2 separate regions of the Homo sapiens genome follow, and region 2 is linked to region 1. Evidence: read pairs that join two places in POLR2A ChIA-PET (ENCODE). Cell type or tissue: PC-9. All regions are shown on one strand. Each heading gives the region's core, and the rest is flanking DNA. Links, peaks and the distances in the headings are about the cores only.

Evidence for each region. ChIA-PET counts read pairs that join two places held together with the same protein. Peaks named below come from ENCODE experiments on the same cell type or tissue, not always from the same donor. Only the 100,000 strongest peaks of a DNase experiment are listed, where the experiment ranks them.
Region 2: POLR2A ChIA-PET joins it to region 1 with 8 read pairs; 1 of 35 experiments calls an interaction of 5 or more read pairs at or near these places.

What each region holds. Positions count from the first base shown.
Region 1 is chr9:38,033,250-38,038,249 of GRCh38, reverse strand. The region is part of intron 1 of SHB (SH2 domain containing adaptor protein B); the gene reads left to right. Among named protein-coding and RNA genes, the nearest start is that of SHB, 33 kb to the left of the region's middle. RefSeq lists an enhancer at 1-436. In PC-9, for the core only: no CTCF peak of the experiment used is centred there; a DNase peak (open chromatin) is centred at 2,229; H3K27ac peaks cover 4,179 bases.
Region 2 is chr9:38,377,226-38,385,451 of GRCh38, reverse strand. It overlaps LOC107987065 (a long non-coding RNA gene), which reads right to left. Exons shown (of 3, transcript XR_001746670.2): 3 at 4,247-4,492. Among named protein-coding and RNA genes, the nearest start is that of ALDH1B1, 11 kb to the left of the region's middle. RefSeq lists an enhancer at 3,701-4,649. In PC-9, for the core only: no CTCF peak of the experiment used is centred there; DNase peaks (open chromatin) are centred at 1,831 and 4,201; H3K27ac peaks cover 2,870 bases.

The DNA.
Region 1 (5,000 bases), core at 1-5,000:
CCCCCACGCCTGACCTGACCACGCCTGGTGCCTGTGCGCCCAGCCTGTTGTGTGCTGCTGAGCTCTGGCCTGCATGGAATGGCTGGGCTGGGGCACACATGCATGGGGCGTAGGATGGGGAGGGCAGAGCCGGACAGCCAGACCCAAGCTATAAAGCAGGGTTAGGGGAAGATTCTGGGTGCTGTTTGGAGTTCTCCAAATAGAGTTTGGCCTGACTTTTAAAAACTCTTAGACAATGTGTTAGGAGTTAGTTAAACCACTTTTAGTCAGTAGGAAGAGAGCCAGATTTTAAAAAAAATCTTGTTAGAGTGTGACAGAATGTGAAATGTCACTTTTTAGCTCCTCTTCTAGCCCAGCCACCTTGTGTCATGCCTATTTGTGAGCCTGTGGCTATCCCCCAATGAGCCTGTGTCTCCTGCAGGAAGGACCACTCCTTCTGCTCTATGTTCCAGAGCCCAGCACAGGATCTGCCCCAAGGTCAGCCCAGGGAGGCTGAATGGAGGAGCAGACAGAACTTCAGGGCTCAGAGGAGAGAGGCTCACTTCTAGCGGAGGTGGGGTTCTCAGAATGGTACATGGGGGCTGAATCGATGATAATGACACACAGTTGAGCCCCTCCTGTTGCCAAGCACTGAGGTGGGTTCTGTTACTATCCCCACTTTATAGTGAAGAAACTGAGGCCCAGAGAGGTTGAGCAAACTTCTCAAGGTGACACAGTGTGGATTTCAACCCACATTTCACTCTAGAGCTCATGTTCTCATGTGCCGAGCATTGGAGGTTAGATAGAATTTGAACATGCAGTGATCAGAGAAGAGAGAAGGGCACAGTATGAGTGAAGACCCCCTGGGGAAGTTGGGGGCTGGTGACTCTGCGTGTGACTGGAGCGGGCAGTGGTGGGGGCAGGTGTCGGAAACAAGCTCACAGCCCTGTTGACCATGGGCCTATATGGAGGTAAGATAGGAAGTTTCCAAATGACACGGAGTACTCCAGCAATTGGTACTTTACACAGACTACAGACAAGAGCCCTGTGTGCCATCTCTTTCTCCAGTTCTCTTGTTTGAGCCCACTGTTGTGTCATAAGGAGATCGCAGGATTCTTCTCCGGGAAAAGAGGGAGTTGTGTCAGCCTAGTAGGGCCCAAAGCCAGGCTGTCTACAGGGCAGTACACAGAACTGCTTTTACCCCAGCTCCCGTGCTGCGGGGTCCTGCACCAGTCCCTTGCTCTCTCTGGGTCTATTTTGCTGTCTCTGCAGGGAGGAGTTTCATAGTAGAGTCACTTCTAAGTCTGTTGAGCATAAGATTAAGAGACAGCACCCGAGTTTGAGTCAGGGCTCTGCAACTTAACTGCTTTGGTGACCTTGGACATGTTATCCAGCCACCCCATGCCTTGGTTTTTTTCATCTGTAAAATGGGGACAATATGAGAATCAAATCCATAGGGATGTTGTATTAAAAGAACTGAGCATAGTCCCTGGTAGCTGCTCTCAGTATTTCTTGTATTATTATTCAGCTTCTCCCATCCTTGCTCTCTCAAGTCCCTCACTGTCCTGTGGCTCAATGGAGAGAACCCCAGAGAGTCTGGGGCTCAGAGACTCTCCAGTTATCTCCACTAGCAGAGCTCCTGCTAGGCGGGGGATGCCTGGGTCTGCCCTGTCTTTCGGAGCTCATTTGCTCTGTAGACGTTGAGATCATCGCCGCCAGTGGCCACCCAGCCTCAGCCAAGCTCTTGCAACATTCCCAAGGGCTCTGGGGGTTCCTTGTGCCCAAGTCCTGCGTGGGCAGAGCTCTAGGCAGGCGGCACGTTTTGGCAAGTCTTTAGTGGTGTCATTGGTAAAGAGTTTGCTGTGGCTGCGCTTGTTAGGACTGAAGAAATACAGTTTTTACAGCCCTAACTTTTGTTCCTCCCAGATGCTAATAAACTGTTAGCAATTTTGGTTAAAATGTGGCTGTTTTAGAAATTCATTCCCCTGTTAGTTCTACCTCGTTGAGGTTTGGTCTGGAGAGAGGGCAGTGCCCCATGCGTTAGAGTGGGTCGGGGCGAATGTGGCTGGTGTTTCTCTGGGGTCTTCACCTTATGGGGCAGCAGGGCTTGAGCAAGAAGGCCTGGTATCCCAAGCTCTGGAACAGGAGTTTGGGCCTGTCTGTGCCTGGGTGCTGCAGGGAGAAGATCTTGGGCTCAGATTCTTTGCCTCTTGACTCACTGTATGACCTTGAGCGAGTCACTTCCCCTCGCTGGGTTTGGGAAATCACTGGGGATAATGCTGAGGTTTTGCACGCGCCTGTTTCTGCTGGAGACCAGAGAGTGATTCTCAGTCTTGGATGGATTGTATCCAAGCTCCTAGGGGAGCTTTTAGAAATACTAATCCCAGGCCCCACCTTGGGCCACTTAAATCAGAATTTCTGGGGGCCAAACTTAGGCATGGTGCATTGTAAAAGCTCCCCAGGAGTTTTTCTGATGTGCAGCTATGTTGAGAATCACTGGACTAAACCAGGAGTACTGTATGACCCTCAGGAACCTAAAATATTTTCTATATGGTAATTTACAGGAGAGGGTTGCTGACCTCTCCCTAGATTATCCACTCATGGAAGGTAGACACTGACTGAGCTTTGTCCTTCTGTCCCCAAGACCTACCCCACCGTGGGCATTGCTGAACTTCAGGATGTGATTCTGTGCTTCTCCCATGGCACCCAACCTTTCACATGCCACTGGGGAAAGAGGTGGAGAACCTCTCTCACTGAGCAGCCTGTGAAAGTGAGAGGGAGGGATGCAGTTTTATAAGGTTGGAGCAACCCCTTCAACACTGGCTCCCCTATCCCCAGTCCTATGCTTCAGGGTACCATAAAAATCTCAGGAGGACTATAGAGTTTCTAGTGGCAAAGGATCTCAGTCTAGGTCCTCCTTGCCAAGTGCTCAACCCGCTTCTGCTTGGAGGTCCCCTGTGACAGGGAGCTCACTACCTCCCCAAATACTCTGTTATACTTTGAATAGCTCTGTCTGATCATTCTTCCTGAAATTGAGTTGAAATCTTTTTGAGAACTTCTACTGGTTGGTTCTCATTCTGTTCTCTGATCCCACAGAACACGCCTGCATCCTGTGCCAGGGGTTGACCACTGTCTTGCATGCCCCCAACAGATACCCCTGAATCTTCTCTAGTAGATACCCCTCGGTCCCTTCAATTATGCCCATGAGACGTGGGGGAGAGTCTGGGCTCTTTATCATCCTGGTGACCGCTCCTTAATTAAAGTACAAGGCCCAGGCCGGATGGGGTGGCTCATGCCTGTAATCCCAGCACTTTGGGAGGCCGAGGTGGGCAGATCACCTGAGGCCAGGAGTTCTAGACCAGCCTGACCAACATGGTGAAACACCATCTCTGCTAAAAATACAAAAAATAGCCAGGCATGGTGGTGCACACCTGTAATCCCAGCTACTCTGGAGGCTGAGGCAGGAGAATCACTTGAACCCGGGAGGCAGAGGTTGCAGTGAGCTGAGATCGCACCACTGCACTCCAGCCTGGGTGGCAGAGCGAGACTGCGTCTCAATAAAACAAACAAATGAACAAACCAAAAACATGAAGTACTAGAGAAGATTCAGGGGTATCTGTTGGGGGCATGCAAGACAGTGGTCAACCCCTGGCACAGGATGCAGGCGTGTTCTGTGGGATCAGAGGACAGAATGAGAACCAACCAGTAGAAGTTCTCAAAAAGATTTCAACTCAATTTCAGGAAGAATGATCAGACAGAGCTATTCAAAGTATAACAGAGTATTTGGGGAGGTAGTGAGCTCCCTGCCACAGGGGACCTCCCAAAGAGCTGGACGTGATTCTCCATTGGTCCTTTGGTTGTACAGAGTAGAGGGAGACAGTCTCCTCTCTCATGGTGGATCATAACATCATTATCACTGTCCTTGCAGCCTGTGGTCAGGTTGGCTGTGGGAAGCTGTGTTAGACCACATGAGCACTGCATCACTTTAGTAAAGGTCCCAGGCAGTGGAGGCCTCTGAATTCTTGCATACAGGTGGCAAGTTATTACATTATTTCTTCCTCCTGTCTACCTGCAGTTGGTTTTATGAGGGGCGTTAGTACACTTCCCAAAGGGCTTGCCCGCAGGGTGAGAGGTGCACATTGAACTCCCTCACCAGGCAGATGGGAAGTGTGGCCATGAGAGAGAGCTTCAGGGGCCCTGGGTTTATGACATCGCTGGGCCAGGAATGAGGTTAATATTTTTAATGGCGAAGGGTGAGCCCCGTTATTACCCGAGCTCATTCATCAATGGCAGAACCCGTTTCACCTGTTAAGTGCCCTCGGTGTGGGTAATTCATGAATGGGAATCCAATTTTCTTTTTAAAACCCAAGCCACCTCCCCCTTCTTAAATCCAGGAGGTGGTGCTGGGGGGGTGTCAGGATTTTACAGCAGTTTTTTCCTGGGTAGGAAAGGCTGTGGACAGCTTTGAGGGCCTTTCCTGCCTTACTCACCAAGCAGGCCTGCGTGAGCCAGTCCATAAGACTGAGAGTTATGGAGAGGCTGGGGCTGCAACAGCTCTAGTTGTGGGACCCAGGATAGATGGGAAACTCGGGACCACCTGTTTTATCCTGTTGCCCACTGATCAGAGGATGGGCATAACAAAAATATGGGGAGGGGGAGTGTAACGAGACCACTCAGGTGGACCCTCTCCAAGCCCTTCCGAAATGATTGGTCAACTAGGGCATTGGATTAATTTTAATTTTTATTTTTTGTGGAGGCAGGGTCTCCCTATATTGTCCAGGCTGGTCTCGAACTCGCGGGCTCAAGTGATCTTCCCAAATTCTACCAGCATGAGCCACCGCACCAGCTGGGGTATTGGTTTAAATGTCTCCAAGGAGTACATTTTTCTGGGATCTGTGGGTTGGAAGGGCCCCCTCCCCGAATTGGCTGGCCCCAGTCACTGGTGTTATCCCTGATAAATGGGCATGATCATGGGGCACCCATAGAGGTGATGGGGTGCTCACTTTTATCTTAGGAAAGCA
Region 2 (8,226 bases), core at 1,212-6,211, 350 kb before region 1:
ATGCCAAGATCATGAAAGGCCTGAAGTGCCTTGCTAAGGAGTTTGGATGTATCCTGAGGAGGCACAGAAGTGACACAGGATGCTTCTCAGTCACTTTGCCAGCTGGGACCTCTGGTCAGCGATGTCCCCCTTGCCTGGGCCTCTCTGGGTCCCAGGCCTGCCGTTAGAGACACCCTACCCACTTGTCCCACCTGTGTTATAGCTTGTACCTGTGTTCAGCAGTTCTTGAGCTCTTGTCTCACATCCAAGAAGAATGAGGACATGCTGACAGTAGAAGGGTGAGGATGGGCAGAGAAGAATTTTATTGAACAATAGAACAGCTGTCAGCAGAGAGGGGATGTGGGAATTGGTCCCCCAGCCCTGCAGCTGGGTGGTTTCTCTCCTCAGTGTGGCTGGGTCTGGGGCTTTTTATGGACTCAGAATGGGGAATGCGTGTTAATTGGTTTGTGAGCATGCAAAAAAGGTTAAAGCGAAGACACCACCCAAAGGAGGGCATGAGAGTGTAGAAAACCAATTAGAAAAGGGTAGGCTTGTGTAAAATAGGTGAAGGGTGTGATCAGTCAGAGGAAGGTGTGCCAAATGGGAAGACAGGTTCTCAGTCTGGTCCAAGGATCTAACTTGTAGCTTGGCTTTTAGGCTTTGAACTGTCTTTGGCTTGGAGGTGGGATTTCACTGGGGACCACTCCTATCTGCCTAGGCATTTGGCTGCCTCCTGTCAGTATCAGAGGGATTTAAGGCATAAGGGTGACTTGGTTAGATGAGAACCACTTGATTTCCTCAGATCCTATGGCAGTGAGTGAGGAGTAAGTTCAGCTCTGAGTAACAGAGACTCGTATAAAAATGGCTTACATAAGATGGGAGTTGATTTCTCTAAAAAAGTAAAGGAAGCCCAGAGGGAAGCAGGTGAGGGAGGTGGCTCAATGATGCTCAAGGAGGTGGACCCCTTCCAATTCCCACTGGTCACCCCTAGCAGGGGAAACTGTCTTCATGATCCCAAATGGCAGCCACCACATCTACATTCTAGGGATCAGAAGGCGGGTGGGAATGAAGAAGACAAAAGGGCAAAGTGTGCATGCCTCTGGCTTTAGAGGAAGGCTCCCCAAAGCTAACCCCCAAACAACTCCATTTATATCCCATTGGCCAGAACTTACCTACATGGTACAACTATCTGCAAGGCATGCTGGGAAATAGAGTCTTTAGGGTGGTCAGAATATTGGGGCTTTCATTTCTGTGGCTTGGTGGGAAGAGAGACACTGGGGGCTAACTAGGAGGTTCTGTCACAGACCCCTCCAACTCTGCTATGAGGAAAAGATTACTGGCTCTGGTTGACAGATAAGGACACTGAGGTTCAGAAAGAGAAAATTACTCACTGGTAAGTGGTGCATCTGCAATTGCAAAGCTTGGCTTGGAATTCCACACTCATAAAAGCACTAGGCAAGCTAGTGGAGGTGACTGACTTTGCACTGTCTCCCCTCTCCAAATCTGATAATCTGATTCTAAAGGTCCCCCCATAGGTGTGCCTCAGTGAGTCGTCAAGGAAGAGCAACCCCTGCCTCCCCAATTCAAGCAATTCTCCTGCCTCAGCCTCCTGAGTAGCTGGGACTACAGGCGCATGCCACCACGCCCGGCTAATTTTTGTATTTTTAGTAGAGACGGGGTTTCACCATGTTGACCAGGCTGGTCTCAAATTCCTGACCTCAAGTGATTCACCCCGCTCAGCCTCCCAAAGTGCTGGAATTACAGGCATGAGCCACTGCACCTGGCCAAGTTTCTCATATGCTTCTGATATATAACCATATTTGGGAAGCACTGGCCTAAGTGGTTTCTGAGGAGTCTTTGACTCCGTCATGGTTATTTCCAGAAAGTGACTTCGCCTGCAAATGTGTTGTGTCTAGATTCTATCCAGCATGACTACCTTGACACTTTCTAAGCTGTGACTGGCATCAGAACTCACCAAAGTGGTCCTGTTGCAAGGTATTTACCCCCTCAAAAATAAAAAGTAATAAAAAGAAAACCTTCCACAGTGCTTGACATTTATGGTTTGGAGAGAAGAACCAACGTGCAGTAGCTGAAGGTAAAATGCACAAATTATTTTTGCAGAGGGTTGACTATTTTCCAGGAATGTGATGGATTGGAATGCCACACTCTTAAAAGCACTAGGCAAGCTAGTGGAGGTGACTGACTTTGCACTGTCTCCCCTCTCCAAATCTGATTCTAAAGGTCCCACCATAGGTGTACCTCAGTGAGTCATCAAGGAAGAGCAGCCCTTTCTTTTTTATTTTTGAGACAGAGTGTTGCTCTGTCACCCAGGCTGGAGTGAAGTGGCACCATCTCGGTTCACTGTGGCCTCCGCCTCCTGGGTTCAAGTGTTCTCGTGCCTCAGCCTCCCAAGTAGCTGGGATTACACATGCATGCCACCATGCCCAGCTAATTTTTGTATTTTTAGTAGAGACGGGGTTTCGCCATGTTGGCCAGGCTGGTTTCAAACTCCTGACCTCAAATGATCTGCCCGCCTCAGCCTCCCAAAGTGCGTGAGCCACTGCACCCTGCCTGAGCAGCTTTTTCCTGAGAGGATTCCAGGATGGTTGTTCCCACCCCTGGCCTTATAGAATCAGGAACAGATCAGGAGAAAGGGGGTCCTTAGAATTTCTGGTCCAACATCACCATTGTATAGATGAGGAGACTAAGGTCCAGAGAAGGGAAAGACTTCTGTAGATCCCACAGGGAGTGAGTGGGAAGGTCTGGATAGGGTCCAAAGTGAGAGCCCACATATAGTCCAGTCTTAGTTATGGCTCACCTGGTGCTACGTGTGGGGTTTGGACAACCTTTTCAGCTAGACTGAAGCCTCATTAAGGCCTCTGCTACGGGTTGGTGAAAGAAATTGCCCCAGTGTTGGAATAACAAAGATGCTTCCCGTTGTCTATCTGTTCACACGGATTATGGGCCATGGAATACTCCTTCCCTGGAACAGAGAGACAACGTGTGTGAGGACGAGGATAGACCCACAAAGGAGAGAGGGCACAAGGTGCTGTGGGCAAAGCCCCCAGCTGGGGACTGGACCCCAGGCTGTCTGACTCACCATGAGCCCTCTGGGCCCAATTATCCTCACGGTGAAGGGATTGCACTAGATTACAGACTAAGCCAGGTGCAAGGGAGCTGCTTACCGGGCCCCCACCCTCTGGTGGCCCCTGAGGAAGCTCCAAGGGGCCCGGTGGCTCCAGGCTTTCCTAGATCTGCCCCTGGGCTGATGCCTGGACATGTTCATGAGGAACGGGAAGGAAAGTGATCAGGAGCAGGAGCCAGAGAGTGTGGCCTCCACCCCGTCACGAAGGGTCCTTCACAGGAGGATGGTTGGGCTGGGTCTGTCCTCCCAGGCCCAACTTCTTGGGCCAGAAATACCTGTTAGAAATGAAGGTAGAAGCAGACAGATCAGGGCTCACCGGCTCAGAAATGGCTCCACTCCCAGCTGCACTCCTGTTCAGTGAATCCAGGCAGGCTGGATTCTGCTGTTAAAGGATGGGAGAATCTCCTCAAGAAGCCTCTCTCTAGGCTAAGAAGGGCTGGAGCCTGTGCAGGGGCCCCAGCCCAGGCCCAGGGGTGAGATTTGATATACTGAGGAATGGAGCATGGGCACAAAGCCTGGCTGTAATTCTGTGCTCACCCTAACCCTAACCCTTGTGATCTGGTTGGCCATGGTGAGTCATGCGGAAGTTCAGGGGGTCCCAGGCCAAGGGCCGTGAGGACAGAGTGGAGGTGGCACCTAGGGGCTCAGAGAGGGGCTGCTTACAAACTGGTAGGTGAGCATTTTGTATTAAAGTACCCGTATGGCTGTACTAGGGCTTTTCCATGGAAAACGAGTCTTATATTATCATTTATGACTGAGCCAGAGGGGTTCATCCCTGTGATGGGAAGAATATGAATTAACAGCCTTGTGACTCTGTACAGAAGAAGAGCCTGAACCCCAAGGAGGGTCAGGGTCCGTCCCAGGCCAGGCAGGGAGACTGGCAGGGCAGGGCAGGGCGGGGTGGAGTAGAACCCCAGGCTGTGCATCTGTGGCATTTGAGGTGCAATTACTGCCTGCTGGGGACAGATCAATGCCTCTAATAGACATGTTTATTTAGGGAATGAAAGGCTCTTTCACTCTTACCGAGGAGGAGTCACGAGGCAGCTGAACAACCCTCCAGCTGACCAAGGCTGGCATCTCAGATCACATTCCACCTGTCCCATGATGGGAGGAAGAAACCGGTGCACTGAACGGGGCTGTTTATTCACCAAACAATGTTTGCAAAGCTGCTGAATCATTATCTTCTTCTTATCACTGTTCTCTCCTTCACAGAGCATGGGGCTCCCTAGTGTGCAGGCTTCAGGCCTTGCAAAACCTGGATCCTCCCTGCTTGTTTTCCTGATTGCTGCTCTTTGGAAGCCCCTGAGTTCCATTCCCAAAGCTCTCCTGAGCAACAAAGCCATTTCTTCCTCCGGCCAAAGACCACCCCTGGAGAGCACAGGAGAGGAAAAGCAATTATTTTCGAAAACTCAAAGGCCTCCTCTTCAGGAAGCCCTGGAATCCATAGTAAACAAAGTTCCCCATCTTATCTGTGAGAAACCTGAAGGAGGATTTTAAAATTCTGGTGTGCCTGTCAGAGCAGAATACGTGTAAATAGGCAATTTCCTGCAACCTTAAGGCACGCTGGGAGGCAGACACTTACCAAGGTGACATTGGCCCAGGCGCCTGTTCTGTGCTTTGAATGTGGCACTAGAATCCCTAAACCAAGCCCGAGGGATGCAGAGTTCTGATTAGATCCTGCCTTGTGTCTCCCTAAGGTGTGAAATGCTTGGTTTTAGTGCACCTGAAAAGGTCACTGAGTAAGTGATCTACTGAATCTTTCTATTCATAAGAGGGGATATAGCAGGAGGCACTGAAAGATGATCCAGGTACAGGTGGGGATACTGAGACCCAAGAGGGAAAAGGACCACTGCACATCCACAGGGAGTCAGTCGTGAGTCACAGTAATGAATTGGTGGTTTACTATGTCCTACTCACTTTACAGGGATTACCTTACTTGAGGCTCATCACACCCACGTGGGGTAACCTAACACTGATTTCTATTTTAGAGGAGGAAACAGATTTAGAGAGATAGGGGTGGTGCTTGGTGCTGGCTACATATTAGAATCATCTGGGGCCTTATATTAATAAGTACTGATTCTGGTCTGATTCTTGAAGGTCCATTAAAAACAAGATTAAAATAAAAAGTACTGGTGCCTAAGCCCCTCTCCTGAGGCCAACTTGAATTCTCAGGGTAGGCCTTAGCCATGGGTATAATTTGAGGTGCTCCAGGTGATTCTAATATGTAGCCAGCGTTGAGACGATGGGGTTGCAGAATTTGCTCAAGGTTACATGGCCAGTGAGTGGTGGATTCTACCCCGGGAGGTCTGACTCCACTAGGCCTCACCTGAGCATGCTGGAAATCAGTGCAACTCATTACCCTGCAAAAAGTATCTGCTCCCCTTAACATCATCTTCTGTGAGCCTGAAACCTCTAGTACATGCAGCTCTGGGACCACAGGTGTGCTTTCTTTCCTGCTCTAAACTCTCCTGATGGTACCAAATGGATATGATGCAGGGTATTCCTTTGCTATTGTTGCTGTAACAATTGCTACAAATTTCCAGTTCAAAACACACACGTCCAAGGAAAGGTGCAGTGGCTCACACCTGCAATCCCAGCACTTTGGGAGGTGGAGGCAGGTGGATCACTTGGGGCCAGAAGTTTGAGACCAGCCAGGCCAACATGGGGAAACCTCATCTCTACTAAAAATACAAAAATTAGCCAGGCGTGGTGGTGCACGCCTGTAGTCCCAGCTACTCAGGAGGCTGAGTCAGGAGAATTGCCTGAACCCGGGAGGCAGAGGTTGCAGTGAGCCAAGATCGAGCCACTGCACTCCAGCCTAGGCAACAGAGTGATACTCTTGACTCAAAAACAAAAACCAAAAACCAACCCCTCCCCCCCACCCCCCACACACAACCAATCTCTTGCAGTTCTAGAAGTCAGAAGTGTGAAATCAGTTTCACTGGGCCAAATTCAAGGCATCAGCAGGGCCCTGCTCCTTTCTGAGGCTCCAGGAGAGAAGACATTTCCTTGCCTTTCTCAATTTCTAAAGCTGTTTTTCTTGGATTCCTTATTTCATAGCTCCTTCCCCTCTCGTCTTGCTAGTGTTACATTGTCACCTCCTTCTTCTGTGTCAAATTTCCCCCTCCCTTTTCTCCCCACCCCCCTTCCTTCTCTCTCTCCCATCTCTTCTTCTACTTTGTGAGGACACAGCAAGAAAGGGAGAAGGCAGTCATCTGAAAACGAGGAAGACAGCCCTCACCAGAAACTGACACTGTTGGACCTGAATGTCTCCATTCAGGTTCCACATAACCATCTGTGATCTAACTGAAGGCCATTGGGCCAAAAACACGTTGGTTGATATCAGTTTGGTCTAAGTAAAATTTTTTTTTAAAGAATGTTGTAGCCAGCCTCCAAATGGTTCCCAGTGAACCCTGCCTCCTGGTATTCCCAGCTGCCTGCATTGTGGGGTTCCCTCCCACACTGTATCAGGGATGGTCTGTGTGACCAACAGCATATGGTAGATGTAGCGGTGGTGTGCCCGGAATTGGTGGGTTCTTTGCTCACTGACTTCAAGAATGAAGCCGTGGACCCTCACGGTGAGTGTTAGTTTTTAAAAGTGGCGTGTCCGGAGTTTGTTCCTTCTGACATTCGGATGTGTTCGGAGTTTCTTCCTTTTGGTGGGTTCGTGGTCTCGCTGGATCAAGAGTGAAGCTGCAGACCTTCGCAGTGAGTGTTACAGCTTTTAAGGCAGCGCCTCTGGAGTTGTTCATTCCTCCTGCTGGGTTCGTGGTCTCACTGGCTTCAGGAGTGAAGCTACAGACTTTTGCGGTGAGTGTTACAGCTCATAAAGGCAGTGTGGACCCAGAGTGAGTAACAGCAAGACGTATTGCAAAAAGCAAAAGAACAAGGAACCCACACCATGGAAGAAGACCCGAGCCAGTTGCCACTGTGGGCCCGGGCAGCCTGGTTTTATTCTCTTATCTGGCCCCACCCACATCCTGCTGATTGGTCCATTTTACAGAGAGCCGATTGGTCCATTTTACAGAAAGCTGCTTGGTCCGTTTTGACAGGGTGCTGATTGGTGCCTTTACAATCTCTGAGCTAGACACAAAAGTTCTCCACCTCCCCACTAGATTAGCTAGATACAGAGTGTCCACACGAAGGTTCTCCAAGTCCCCACCAGAGTAGCTAGATACAGAGTGTCAATTGGTGCATTCACAAACCCTGAGCTAGACACAGGGTGCTGATTGGTGTGTTTACAAACCTTGAGCTAGATACAGAGTGCCGATTGGTGTATTTACAATCCCTTAGCTAGACATAAATGTTCTCCAAGTCCCCACCAGACTCAGGAGCCCAGTTGGCTTCACCCAGTGGATCCCACTCATACTGGTGCCGCAGGTGGAGCTGCCTGCCAGTCCCAGCCGTGCGCCCGCACTCCTCAGCCCTTGGGTGGTCGATGGGACTGGGCGCTGTGGAGCAGGGGGCGTTGCTCGTCAGGGAGGCTCCGGCTGCGCAGGAGCCCATGGAGGGGTGGAGGAGGCTCACGCATGGTGGGCTGCAGGTCCACAGCCCTGCCCCGAGGGGAGGCAGCTAAGGCCAGGCGAGAAGTCGAGCGCAGCTGCTGGCCCAGGTGCTAAGCCCCTCACTGCCCGGGGCTTGCGGGCCACGGGGCCTCCGAGTGCGGGGCCCGCCGAGCCCACGCCCACCCGGAACTCCCGCTGGCCCGCAAGCGCGCAGCACGCAGCCCCGGTTCTCACCCGCGCCTCTTCCTCCACACCTCCCTGCAAGCTGAGGGAGCCGGCTCTGGCCTTGGCCAGCCCAGAAGGGGGCTCCCACGGTGCAGCGGCGGGCTGAAGGGCTCCTCAAGGGCGGCCAGAGTGGGCGCCAAGGCCGAGGAGGCGCCCAGAGCGAGTGAGGGCTGTGAGGGCTGCCAGCAGGCTGTCACCTCTCAGTGGTATGTCCTATCCAAGATTAGATGATGAAAGATTGAGGCCCATCTTGGGCTTTTTTCTCTGATCTCTCACTCCGGGAAGCAAGCTGCCATGTGAGTCTGGAGAGGCCCACCTGGCCAGGAATGGAGGCCTCCCTCCAGGCTGCCAGCATCCCCTTGCGTGCACTTG